2 separate regions of the Mus musculus genome follow, and region 2 is linked to region 1. Evidence: chromatin contacts called from ENCODE Hi-C or POLR2A ChIA-PET data. All regions are on one chromosome and are shown on one strand. The core of a region is the stretch at or near the end of the contact, and the rest is flanking DNA. Distances in the headings are between cores, read along the strand shown.

What was found. A loop is a pair of places that touch in the nucleus more often than their neighbours do. ChIA-PET counts read pairs that join two places held with the same protein, here RNA polymerase II (POLR2A).
Region 2: a loop to region 1 is called in a map of heart, with 2.7 times the contacts of the local background. The contact joins the promoter of Dgkq here to the promoter of Dr1 in region 1. A Hi-C loop is called at or near these places in 2 of 37 maps with a recorded cell type or tissue (both heart). POLR2A ChIA-PET finds 5 or more read pairs at or near these places in 1 of 5 experiments (Patski).

What each region holds. Positions count from the first base shown.
Region 1 is chr5:108,266,887-108,272,403 of GRCm38, forward strand. Dr1 (down-regulator of transcription 1) reads left to right here and starts at 2,011. Exons shown (of 3, transcript NM_026106.4): 1 at 2,011-2,923. The coding sequence starts at 2,704.
Region 2 is chr5:108,658,951-108,664,727 of GRCm38, forward strand. Dgkq (diacylglycerol kinase, theta) reads right to left here and starts at 1,880. Exons shown (of 23, transcript NM_199011.2): 1 at 1,493-1,880. The coding sequence starts at 1,745. It overlaps Idua (iduronidase, alpha-L), which reads left to right and starts at 1,381. Exons shown (of 15, transcript NM_008325.4): 1 at 1,381-1,548.

The sequences.
Region 1 (5,517 bases), core at 761-3,260:
ATGTTTTCAATTGCTCTGCTGTTGCTTTTCCACTGAACGTGTGTCTTCAGGTTTTTACAGCTTTTCACTGCCCTTGCCTCTCTCTCAAGCTGTTTTGCCATTTGCTTCTTTAGTCTTTACCACTACATGAAAAGCCTTCCTTCCCCATTCTGCCCCATTAGCTTCTTGTTGACACATATCATTTCTTTTTGACCTTTTAACAAAGTGATATCACCTCTTTCATTTATGTCCTTACAGTTTGCAGCTGTACTATGCTGTCCAGAGTCCATCTTTGAGTTATCAATCCTCTTTCCTTATCTTCCCCAATGCAGGCATTGCAGCTGGGTGCCACCATTTCTGACTCCTACTAGTTTGATTTTCCAGAAATATTTCTCTGTACCATTTTCCCATGTGACTTCATTTACAATAGTCCTTTAAATGTGTAAAGTCTTTACTGACATTTTCCTTTATGTTTTTATACTTCTTTTTCATCTTTAAAATCTTGTGAACTTTTAAAGTTAAAAATACTGTACTTCAAACCTGGAGTTGAACTCATTTGCAGTGGCCAAGACCTTTAATCCCAGCACTTGGGAGGCAGAGGCAGGCAAGTCTCTCTGAGTTTGAGGCCAGCCTGGTTTATAGAGTTCCGGGACAGCCAGGGGTACACAGAGAAACCATGTCTCAAAAAGCAAAAATAAAATAAAATAAAATAAAATAAAGAAAAGCTGGGGTTGCAGGTATAAACAATTTAGACAGTGGCTTGGGAGAACTCAGAAGCACTCTGTAGACATGACTCCCATATGAGAAAGTTTGCTTATAATATAGTAATAGCACAAAATGGCAGGCTAACCAGGTAACAGTTACCTAGGACTTAACATTCCATCTAGATTTTAATATTTTATCTAGGTCTTTATACATCTGAACCAAAATTTACTTATTTTGAAGAAGAAACTTGTTCTTTATAATCAAAGATTGAACTTACTAGCACTGATATAATGAAGAATATTTAGTTCCCAGCAAGCATTTTGGAGAAAATGTTGAATGAAAAAATTAACTCAAGGCTGGTGTTCTAGCTCAGTGCTGAAGCTGCATCTAGTAAGGTGGGTAGGAGGGGATGGTTGACAATGATAGTCTCCTGGAAACCAGACATCTTAAAGCATTGCCACAGTCCAGCTGCCAGTCTATCAACAAAGAACACGATGAACTAAACTGTGCACGTAGATTTAACTGGCTTAGTCCTTTCAAAAGTTACAACTTTCCACTATTAATTAATGTGACAGTATGTGAGGATTTGCGTGTGTTGAGACAGGTTTTTTCTGTATTGCCCTGGCTGTCCTGGAACTTGATTTGCCTGCCTGAGTGTCGTGTCCTAAGTGCTGGGATTAAAGGCGTGAGCCACTGTCGCCCAGCTGAGCTTATCTTAAAAAAAAAAAAAAGTGATTTCTGTGATGAACGTGGCACTAGTTATTAGTAATCACTTGGAACGAAGCAGATATCGGACTCTCATAAGATAAACCTTTTTTTTTTCTTGTCTTCCTTTCAAAAGCAAGTATGCAGAGGGCCATAGCTCATGGTATGCCAAACATTTTCATTACTTTAGATCAGACTACCAGTTTCCTGACTTAGCCACTTGTGGTACCGAGGACAGCCACTTCTTTGAAGGCTTCATTTCTTTCTCACAAATGAGAACAGGGAGCTCTGATCTGAATGCTGTGAAGTAGTTGTAAAGGCCTGTCCTCCCCACTCTGCTCTTTTCACTCCGCGCCCTAATCCCGACAGCTAAGGAGATAGGAAAAGGAAGTTCTTTAGTAAGGACCAGGGCTCCCCTGCCACGTGGCCCTCCGCGGGCCCTTCTGCCCGCAGAGCAAGCGAGCTCCAGGGCCCGACGGAGGAGACGCCGGGTCGCCGTGCGTGGGGGAGCGGCAGGCGGAAGCTGCGGGCTGCCAAGCCCCGCGGCTCCCGCCCGTCCGGGAGGGGGTAGGGGCGGGGCGTGCACACGGAAATCCATCGAGGAGGGCGGGTGGGACCTGGGGAGTTCGACTTCCGGTGGCGCAAAGCGTGCCGGGATCAGCTTGCGGCAAACCTCCTTCCCCGGCCCGTAGAGAGACCACCGTTAGCGCCGCTCCTGCTCGCACAGCCTGCTCTCGGCCACACGCTTGGCCGCTGCGGCTCCCGCAGTGTTCGGCCCGGTCCACTTGGTTTCCCAGGCAGCCGGCGTGCGCTCAGCTGCGGCTTCGGCAGACATGTTGTGAGGCGGCGGCGCGGGTGCCTGAAGGATGGTTTGGCCGAGGCGGCTGCAACCGCTGCTGGTGGCGGCGTCCTCGGGGGCTCCGGCTCTGTAGAGCTGACCCTGCTCAGTGTCCGCCCGGGACCGCGGCCGGGCGGGTATTCCTCTGTCTTGCGTGCGCTCCCGTGCCGTTTAGGTTCGGTTAGACGACAGCGCCAGTCCGTTTGAGGCGACACGCAGGGTGGTTCTCCAGCCCTGGGAGTGGTGTCCCTAGAACCCTCAGCCCCCTGACCTTTCCTTCATATTCCCACTAAAATCTCTCACACAGTGGGTGTTCCCTGCCCTCCAGCCCTCCTTCCTGGTTTCTGCACTCTCTTCTCTGAGCTTCCCGGACCCCAACATCCCTCTCCAGGGACAGCCTGTTGAGAAATCTTCGTGGAGTGGTGGACCAGAGGCGAGGAGTTTAAAAGTTGGGGCTTGAAAGACAGGAAGATACGATGGCTTCCTCGTCTGGCAACGACGATGATCTCACTATCCCCAGAGCTGCTATAAATAAGATGATCAAAGAGACTCTTCCTAATGTCCGGGTGGCCAACGATGCCCGAGAGCTGGTAGTGAACTGCTGCACGGAATTCATTCACCTTATATCTTCTGAAGCCAACGAGATTTGTAACAAGTCAGAAAAGAAGACAATTTCACCAGAGCATGTTATACAAGGTAAGCGATTTGTGTGGGATTTGGTTTCGATGAAGGATCAGGGGAACAGTCAAGCTAATAGAGTAACCACTTGGCGTCACAGAGCCTTCATTCCACTTCACTAGTAAGCACAGTTAATGAAAAGTCAAAACGGCATAGAGACAGCTTGTACCTTAAGAAAACACCTATGTAGCATTCTTCTGACATTGTTTTCATCCGGCTAGTGCAAATAAGGAGTGCAGACATTAGGGTCAACAGACATCCGCAACCCCTCACTAGTACAGTTTCCAATCAGGTCTTAAAACAACAAGAATTGACTGCCCACAGCTAAACGTGGATAATAACAACTGAGAAAGGAAACTCAAAGTTCTCTCTTGGAAAGTTAAATTTTAGAACTTCGAGCATGAGTTGAGTCAGAGAGTACCTCTCCCTCACCTGTATCGAGGAAAAGATTCATTTTTGAACACAGGGGTAGGAAAAACCCTTGGGCTGGTGACGGAGGTCAGTGGTGTATCATCTAGCAATCTTGCACAAGGGTCCTAGCATTGAGTTAAAAAAAAATATTGACATGAGTGTGTTAAGTGTTGTAAAGTTAATTGCTTTTCAAAAAGGAAGTATATTTTTGCTTTAAAATCGCTAAGAAGGTGGAACAGTCATCACCAGGTAACCAAAGCGAGCACCACATTTTTTTCTTTTTGACTCCCTCCAACTATTGATTGTTCTTTGAAGATTATTTGTAAAAGATGACTGGGGCAGGGCGGGAACGACAGTCCTGGGGCTTGAACGTAGGGCCTGACACACGCTAGTCAGCATTCTGTTGCCGGTCCTTCTCGCCTGCTGGTCCCCTTTGGATGTGTTTATACATTTATCTTTTATTGAAAAGCACATCTAAAAGTTTCGACAGTTTCTTCCTTATGCTGGAAAAGACTAGGAGACTTTGATGGTTACAGGAAAAGGAGACAAAAGTGCTCTTGGCAAATTTTGGGAAGTACTTTCTGTGGTTTTTCATGAACTCTTAGGAGAAGGTTGCATTCAGTTTGAGACAGTCACTTCTGTTTTATAATAATCTATTGGAAATGCGAACAATTTCTTGATTACTTTTATTTAAAGTTAAAAGGAACAAATTTAATCATACTCGGCAGGTAGTTCTCTACCATTGCCTTTTTATAAAGTTAAGTGTTAAATAATTTTACTTTCTTGTTAATGTCAAATAGAGAGCACATGTATTCGTATGGAGCATATCCATTTTACACCGTCAATATTGACAAGAAGATCAATTGATTAATTTTGAGCCTTTATCCTCTGCTGATGGTAGATTAAAAATACATCCTGCTGTGATGAGGGTGTCTCTCAAGGCTGAGTACTTAGCATGGCAGAAGTCAATCCCAGTAGGTAGTGGAGCCATGATGGTGTGTGTGTGTGTATGTATATAAATAGTCATATTATATACACATATACTCTGCCATTTCAGTACATAGTAGATAACTAAGAAAAAAAAGCAATTTTTTTTTTTAGGGTTAGGAAAGGCAAGATGATAATAGGATCCTACTGTGTTGCCTAGCCTGGCCTTAAACTTAAGAGTCTCTTCCTGCAGTATCTTGAATACTGGGATTATGGACATATAACCACCGTTCCCTGTTGCTTATTTGATTCTTTTGTGTGTATGTGCTGAACTTATGTGTGCTAGGTAAGCACTGCACTGCAGAGCTATATTTCCAGCCGACATACTTAATTCTTAAAACTGGTATTTTTAGAGCTGGGCGTGGTGGCGCATGCCTTTAATCCCAGCACTCGGGAGGCAGAGGCAGGTGGATTTCTGAGTTCGAGGCCAGCCTGGCCTACAGAGTGAGTTCCAGGATAGCCAGGGCTATACAGAGTAACTCTGTCTTGAAAAACAAAACAAACAAACAAAAAAAACTGGGTTTTTTTTTTTTTTTTCCTTCTTGTTTGGTTTGCTGAGTGGTAAGAAAAATGGAAGCCAATGTGTTTTTCTTTTTTTGAGTTTTTAAGTCTTTGAGAAGATATTTAACAAATAGCTAGCATTTCCTTTGACTCTTTATGAAGGAATAGAAGAACTGCCTTTGTCAAGCATCAACTTTTTAATGAAAATGGCAGATTTCAGTAGGATCTGCCTAAACATTTGTTTGTAACCACAGAAATGGTGATTGTTCCAAAAATCTAATGACACAATCTGTCTTCCTGGGGGAAAGCTCATTCTTTTCTAGGATATATTTAGAGTTCCAGTTGACATGATTGAAGTGTAGCTGTAGCAAGCCATGTACTAAATAGTTCAACTTTGGAATGTGACTTCAGTTTAATGTATGACTTAGAAAGTTACACTGAAAGGCTATTTTCTTCTGTGTGATGATGGCAATCCACTATTAGAAACTGAACTAGTCTGTTGTCATTCACAAATTTACCCTCATCTTTTAATGTTGCCATTAAGTATATAGGAATATCTATAATTTTGCTCAGATTAGTGTAGATTTTACTGACATCTCATATTATATAATCACCTTAAGTTTTGTTTTGAGAACTTTTCTCTCTTCCCCCATCCCCTTTGGTTGTGTTTGTTTGTTTTTGTTTTTTGGAGACAGGACTGGAACTCACTTTGT
Region 2 (5,777 bases), core at 630-3,129, 390 kb after region 1:
TGCTAGGAGAAAAGCGGATGACTAAGTAATGACCTAACAGGAATCTTCCCAGGCTCTCAATTTTCTCCACCTCAAAAGGTCTTGCCAGCTGCCTTCCCTGTAGGCTGAGACCGTCTTATGTTCCTGCAGGTGGAAGGCTCCTGCCCATACCCTTGTGAGGACAGCTACAACAACGCTGCTTAGAAGGGGCTCTGCACCCTCTTCTGGGTAACAGAACCTTGGGCTGCTATACATGAGGAGTTTGCTTAGGTTTCCTGATTCCACAGACCTAGGCTCAGGGGTCAAATCTGTGAGGGGTTCCTTGGATTCAAATCCTACTTTCATTATCTCTCAGTTCTGCAGAGATCCTAGGTCTAGCCTCCTATCTGTGGGTTTGCCTCCACTACCTTTACCTTCCCAGAATAGACTTAGACTTCAAACTATGCCTTCTATGACTTTCAGCCATAAAGTGAGTCAGAGGACCATCCTGCCTAGGCCACCTTTGTACGGCCTGGGGCATAGCTTCAGATATGCAGCTAAGTCAGTGTATACCTCACAGCCTCCATCTCAGTGGGACTCTGATATTTTAAGAGGGCAGATAGGACAGAGAAAAACAGGTGACCACTCCTATGTCACTACTAGCCCTGAGATCCCATGACAACCTTGCCATCCTCACTAGCAGAAGACACGCCTCTGTGAGGAGCTATGGCCTCAGTGATCCTGCCCAGAGCACACTAGTGTTCCCCAAATAGGGCAGGTTCATTGCTCCCACCTTCGGACCCTGGTCAGGTGACACTGTCAAAGGCCCAGATGTCCCCCACAGATTTGGGTCTCAGCTTCTTGTGAAGCTGCCTCTTCACAAGAGTAAGAATAAAAAGAGGGGCAGTCATGGAATTACCTGGAGAGCTGAGAAAGAGGTGCCATCCTCTGTCCTGCCCAGCCGGCTTGGCAGCTGGGTGGGAGCTGTGCTGGGACATGCCACAACTGTAAAGAAGGCTGGGCCTAGCTCTCCAAGCAGTTGAGCCTGAACAGAGCAGCATTAAATCCCTCTGTGCATCAGCATGCACTCGGGACAAGAATGCCCAGGACCCACAGCCAGCCACTCCTGCTGCCCCAGTCACTGACACGGGTCACTAGTGGGAGCCCCATTGCCCCAAGTCTCAGTCTTACCTTCATATCTCTATGCCCAGGCCCAACAACTGCCTCAGCACACACCTTGCCTCTTACAGCGCCTTTGCATTACAACAACAGCACTGCACTATGGCGACTCGGTCTCCACCTCCCACTAGGAAATCCTGAGATCTCAGGTCAAGAGAGGCCAGACCCAGGGTACCCCTCCTTCCTGACCTTAAAAGCAGGGTGTCACCTCCATAGGAAAGTCCTACTCAAACCAGAGTCTGTCTCTGTGCCCACCCACTGCCAAGAGGGACAGGTCTCAAAGGTCAGGGCAGTGTCCCGGGAAGGAGGGCATCGGCTCCTGGGAGCGGCCTTAGGACGCGGGGTGGACTCTCACCATCGCACAGGAAGCCAGCCAGTCCCCAGATGAAGTCCGAGCAGAGGTGGCAGAAGGTAGGCTTGGTGAGTGTCACCTTGCGAAAGCTGTGGCCAGGTGCTGCGGAGCCAATAGCTCTGCTAGTCCGCTCCGGCCCTGACCCCGGGCGTGTGCGGCCCGAGATGCCCAGCACTGGACTGCCGGCCGGGCTGCCAAGACGTGGGGAACCACTGCCCGGCCAGGTCCGGGCACCGGGCTCGGCTGCCGCCGCCATCCACAACCCGAGCGCCCCAGCTCCAAGCGCACGATAAAGCCAGGTCCGCGGTGTAGAGAGGGCCCTCGGCAGAGCCCGCTCCCGGCTTCCGACTGCGCTACCTAACGCGCAGGCTCACGTGGGCGGGGCCAGACTGGAGAGGGCCTCCTGAGGGGCGGTGCCGTCCTGCCAAAGGCGGGGCCTCTGGACTAGACAGAGGGGCATGGTGGCCCAAGAGGATTTGTTCTGACCTCCAGCGCCAGATTCTCCACACAGGATACTAGATATATGAGGCCTTTGCTCGTATAAGCATAGGAGAAGCTATATGGAAACATTCAGTGGGACTTCCACAAGCTCCTTTAACCCCTAATTCTACGCGCGCGCGCGCGCGCGCACACACACACACACACACACCCTCACACACACCATGGCAAAACTTTCTCCCACTGTGTTCCCAGGTCTTTGAGTACCTGCATGCAAGGGAAGGCCATCCACAGTAACCATAGCTTTGTGTTGTCCAGACAATGCCTATGACTTTGGACCTAGGAGTCATTCTGCCTCTATTGTCAGCAGCCCTCAAGGGCCCTGCTTCTATAGGCCGACTCTGTTTTGGAGTTGGGGAAACACTACTGGAATGGTGATCCAAAAAGTTCCTGGCCTCTAGCCTATTCCCAGTAGCCACAGAGTGCATCAAGGGAAGGAAACAGCGACGAGAGAGCTCTGTGTGTATGAGGACATCCTGGTCTATCTAGTGAGTTCTAGGATAACTGAGGCTATGTAGAGAGGCTCTGTCTTTTAAAAAAATATATATTTATTTTATTTTATCAGTATGATTGATTTGCTTACATTTTGTCTGTGCCTGGTGTCAGAGGAGGTCAGAATAGAAAACTGGATTTCCTGGAACTGGAGTTACAGATGTTTTTGAGCTGCCATGAAGGTACTAGAAATAGATCTAGGGTCTTCTACAAAAAAACAAATGCTCTTAATCTCTGAGCCATCTCTTCAGTTTCCTTAGTAGTCTTCTTAACAAGTCCTGGAAGTTTCTAGTACAATCTAAACTAGGTCTAGAATGTTTTTTGTCTCTGAGACTTACTGTCAAATAAGCTCACCCTTTCTTATGCTTCATGAACTCTTGCTGGCTGCTCAACTCTGCTGATCTGGCTCAAATTCCTCTCCAAGCTGACTGATTCAGTATGGCTTCTCTCTCGGCCTCTGACTTTTTGCCCTGCTTGACCTCAAACTAACTCCAGCAATCTATTCTACTCTTCTAACTCCTTCTCATTCTCTGGCTCATTCTGTCTTTACCTATGCCTAAATTGTTCTCTCTGTAAAACTCTCCCAGTAAAATTGTTTGCTTGCTTGCTTGCTCTTCCCCTCTTCCTCTCTTCCTCTCCCCTCTCTCCTGCTCTCTCTTAAATAGCTTTCCTTTCCTCTCTCTTCTTGTGAGATGTGGGCAGTCCTATTCTGTCAAATCATTCTCTGATTTACCACTTTGCCATTTAATCAGACATCATTTTCAAACATGGGTGCTTCCTTCTATAAACTAACTTTACCTTCATTGTTTGGAATTAAAGATGTGTGCTAAGGGCTAAGCCACATCATAACTAAAAAAAGATTTGTTCAGTAAATAACACAGTCTCAGGGTTTACAGTTTGATTAAATATCTTGCAATACTTCCCCTCTTATCACTAATAAGGAAATAACAGCTCAACTGTAGAATAAGCTACTTTTGGGTTTCGCTCTGTTACAAAAGATCCAGATTTGATTCCCAATCACTCCTCCATCATCTCCTCCTCCTCCTCCTCCTCCTCCTCCTCCTCCTCCTCCTCCTCCTCCTCCTCCTCCTTCTTCTTCCTGGAACTCACTTTGTAGACCAGGCTGGCCTCGAACTCAGAAATCCTCCTGCCTCTGCCTCCCAAGTGCTGGGATTAAAGGTGCGCCACCACCTCCCAACAGCTTAAAACCTTCTATAACTCCAGTTTCAAGATTATCTTCTGGCCTTTATGGCCACCAGGCACACACATGGAAAGTGATTCTTTAGCTTCTTAGTGAGTGATGCCATTGTGAACCTGTGGTTTTTCTAGGGTTCCTCTGTTCCTCTTCGCTAGTCTTTTTGCAGACTATATCTAGTGTGGTGTATGCCCGTAACAGCTCAGGGTGCTAAGAAACTGACCTTCTCCCAGATGCTAAGGCACATGGTCTTTTTCAGCTTTCCCAACTCTTGGCCATTGGCCCAGCATCCACTTTCACGTCCTGGCAGGTTCTAGTCAGGTAGCCTGCAGCCATGCAGACAGCTGTCTGGAAGGATGTACAAGCTACACTTCCTTAGGAAAGAGGCCTGACATGCCAAGCAGGCTCTGGTAATCCTAGTTTTGGTTGGAACAGAGCAGGGCTGTGTGTCCTAAGCCTTGACTGGGGTTCCTAAGGGATAAGTGGTTAGGGCAGGAACTATAGAATTGATGGCCTGCACGACTCACTGGGGCTCCATGGTAGGCTCTGCTGTCCGCCTCCTTGGGGCTCTAGAACAAGAATGCCCATTTTATGTGAGTCTGGGCTCTGAAGTGGTTGGTCTTCATATCAGAGATACTCCATTTTCTGTCTGGAATTAGCCAATTTGGGCATGGTAGGAGTATATATTTCTAGGATCAAAGCCTCAAATCTAGCACATAGAAAGTGAGAAAATATAGATAATATAAGCAAGATATATAGAAAGTAGAGATTGCCCATCTGTAGTGGCTATTCTTGGTTGTCAACTTGACAATATTTGGAATGAACTACAATCCGGAATTGGAAGGCTCACCAGTGACCCTTATCTGGAGGCTTGGAGATCCTTATCTGGATCTTGGTTTGAAGATCTTGAGCCATAGTGGCTATGGATTCCAGAAGATTGAATCTCCGAGTTTAAGGAACACACCTTTAATCTGGGCTACGCCTTTCATCTGGGATTAAAGGTGTGGTGGGACACACCTTTAATCTGGGCTACACCTTCTGCTGGAGACAATATAAGGACATTGGAAGAAGGGAGTCTAGCTCTTGCTCTTGCTCCTTTGCCTGCTTGCTGTGTGAGACTGAGTAACTGCTAAATCCTTGGACTTCCATTCACAGCTGTGACTGAACAATTGTTGGGAATTGGGCTGCCGACCATCTAATAAAGGTATAAACTAAACATTTTTTTGGGGGGGAGAGCACTCGAGATTCTGTATGACAGAATATGAGCAGGGAAGGTGGTATAGGACAGAGCCCACTGGAAAGGACCAGCTGTTGTAATCTTTTTGTATACCGTGTAAAGGTTGTCTTTGTATATTCAAATATTGATTTCTGTACCAGCAGAGAGCTGAGCACTAGCCAACTTTGGGACTTTGGTATTGTTTTTTTTTTTTTTTTAAGATTCTATGTATTTATTCTATGTATATGAGTACACTGTTGCTGTCTTCAGACACAGCAGAAGAGGGCATTGGATCCCATTACAGATGACTGTGAGCCACCATGTGGTTGCTGGGAATTAAACTCACGACCTTTGGAAGAGCAGTAAGTGCTCTTAACTGCTGAGCCATCTCTCCAGCCCCTGGTATTGTTATTTTTAAGGCTCATCAGCAGTATCATATTTTGTAAACATTCTTCCTCCCTAGCCTTTTGATTGGCTTAATAAAGATATGACAGCCAATAGCTAAAACGGGAATTGAGGGAGAAACTTCCAGGCTGAGAGAGGGTCTCTGGGAGAATAATCTGGAGAAGGGGGGTTGTGGCAGTGTGGCATGGAGGAGGTCCTAAGTATCAGTACGGGGGGTGGGGCATAAGTGGCCATGTGGTAGACATGGACTATAATAAATGGATTAATTAAATTAGAGCTACCAGGGCATAGTCTTGCTATAATGCCTAAGCTTTAAAAAATAATAAGTCTCTGTGTTTTTATTCAAATGCTGGTAAGTCTAAGAAAGCTCAGCAGTACCAGCAAGGCAGGCAGGCTGCTTACCTCAGGCTTAAGATGACAAAAAGTGAGTTGAGTGCTGTAGTTCCAGCTGTCAGGGCTCCATACTCCAACCTCACATATTA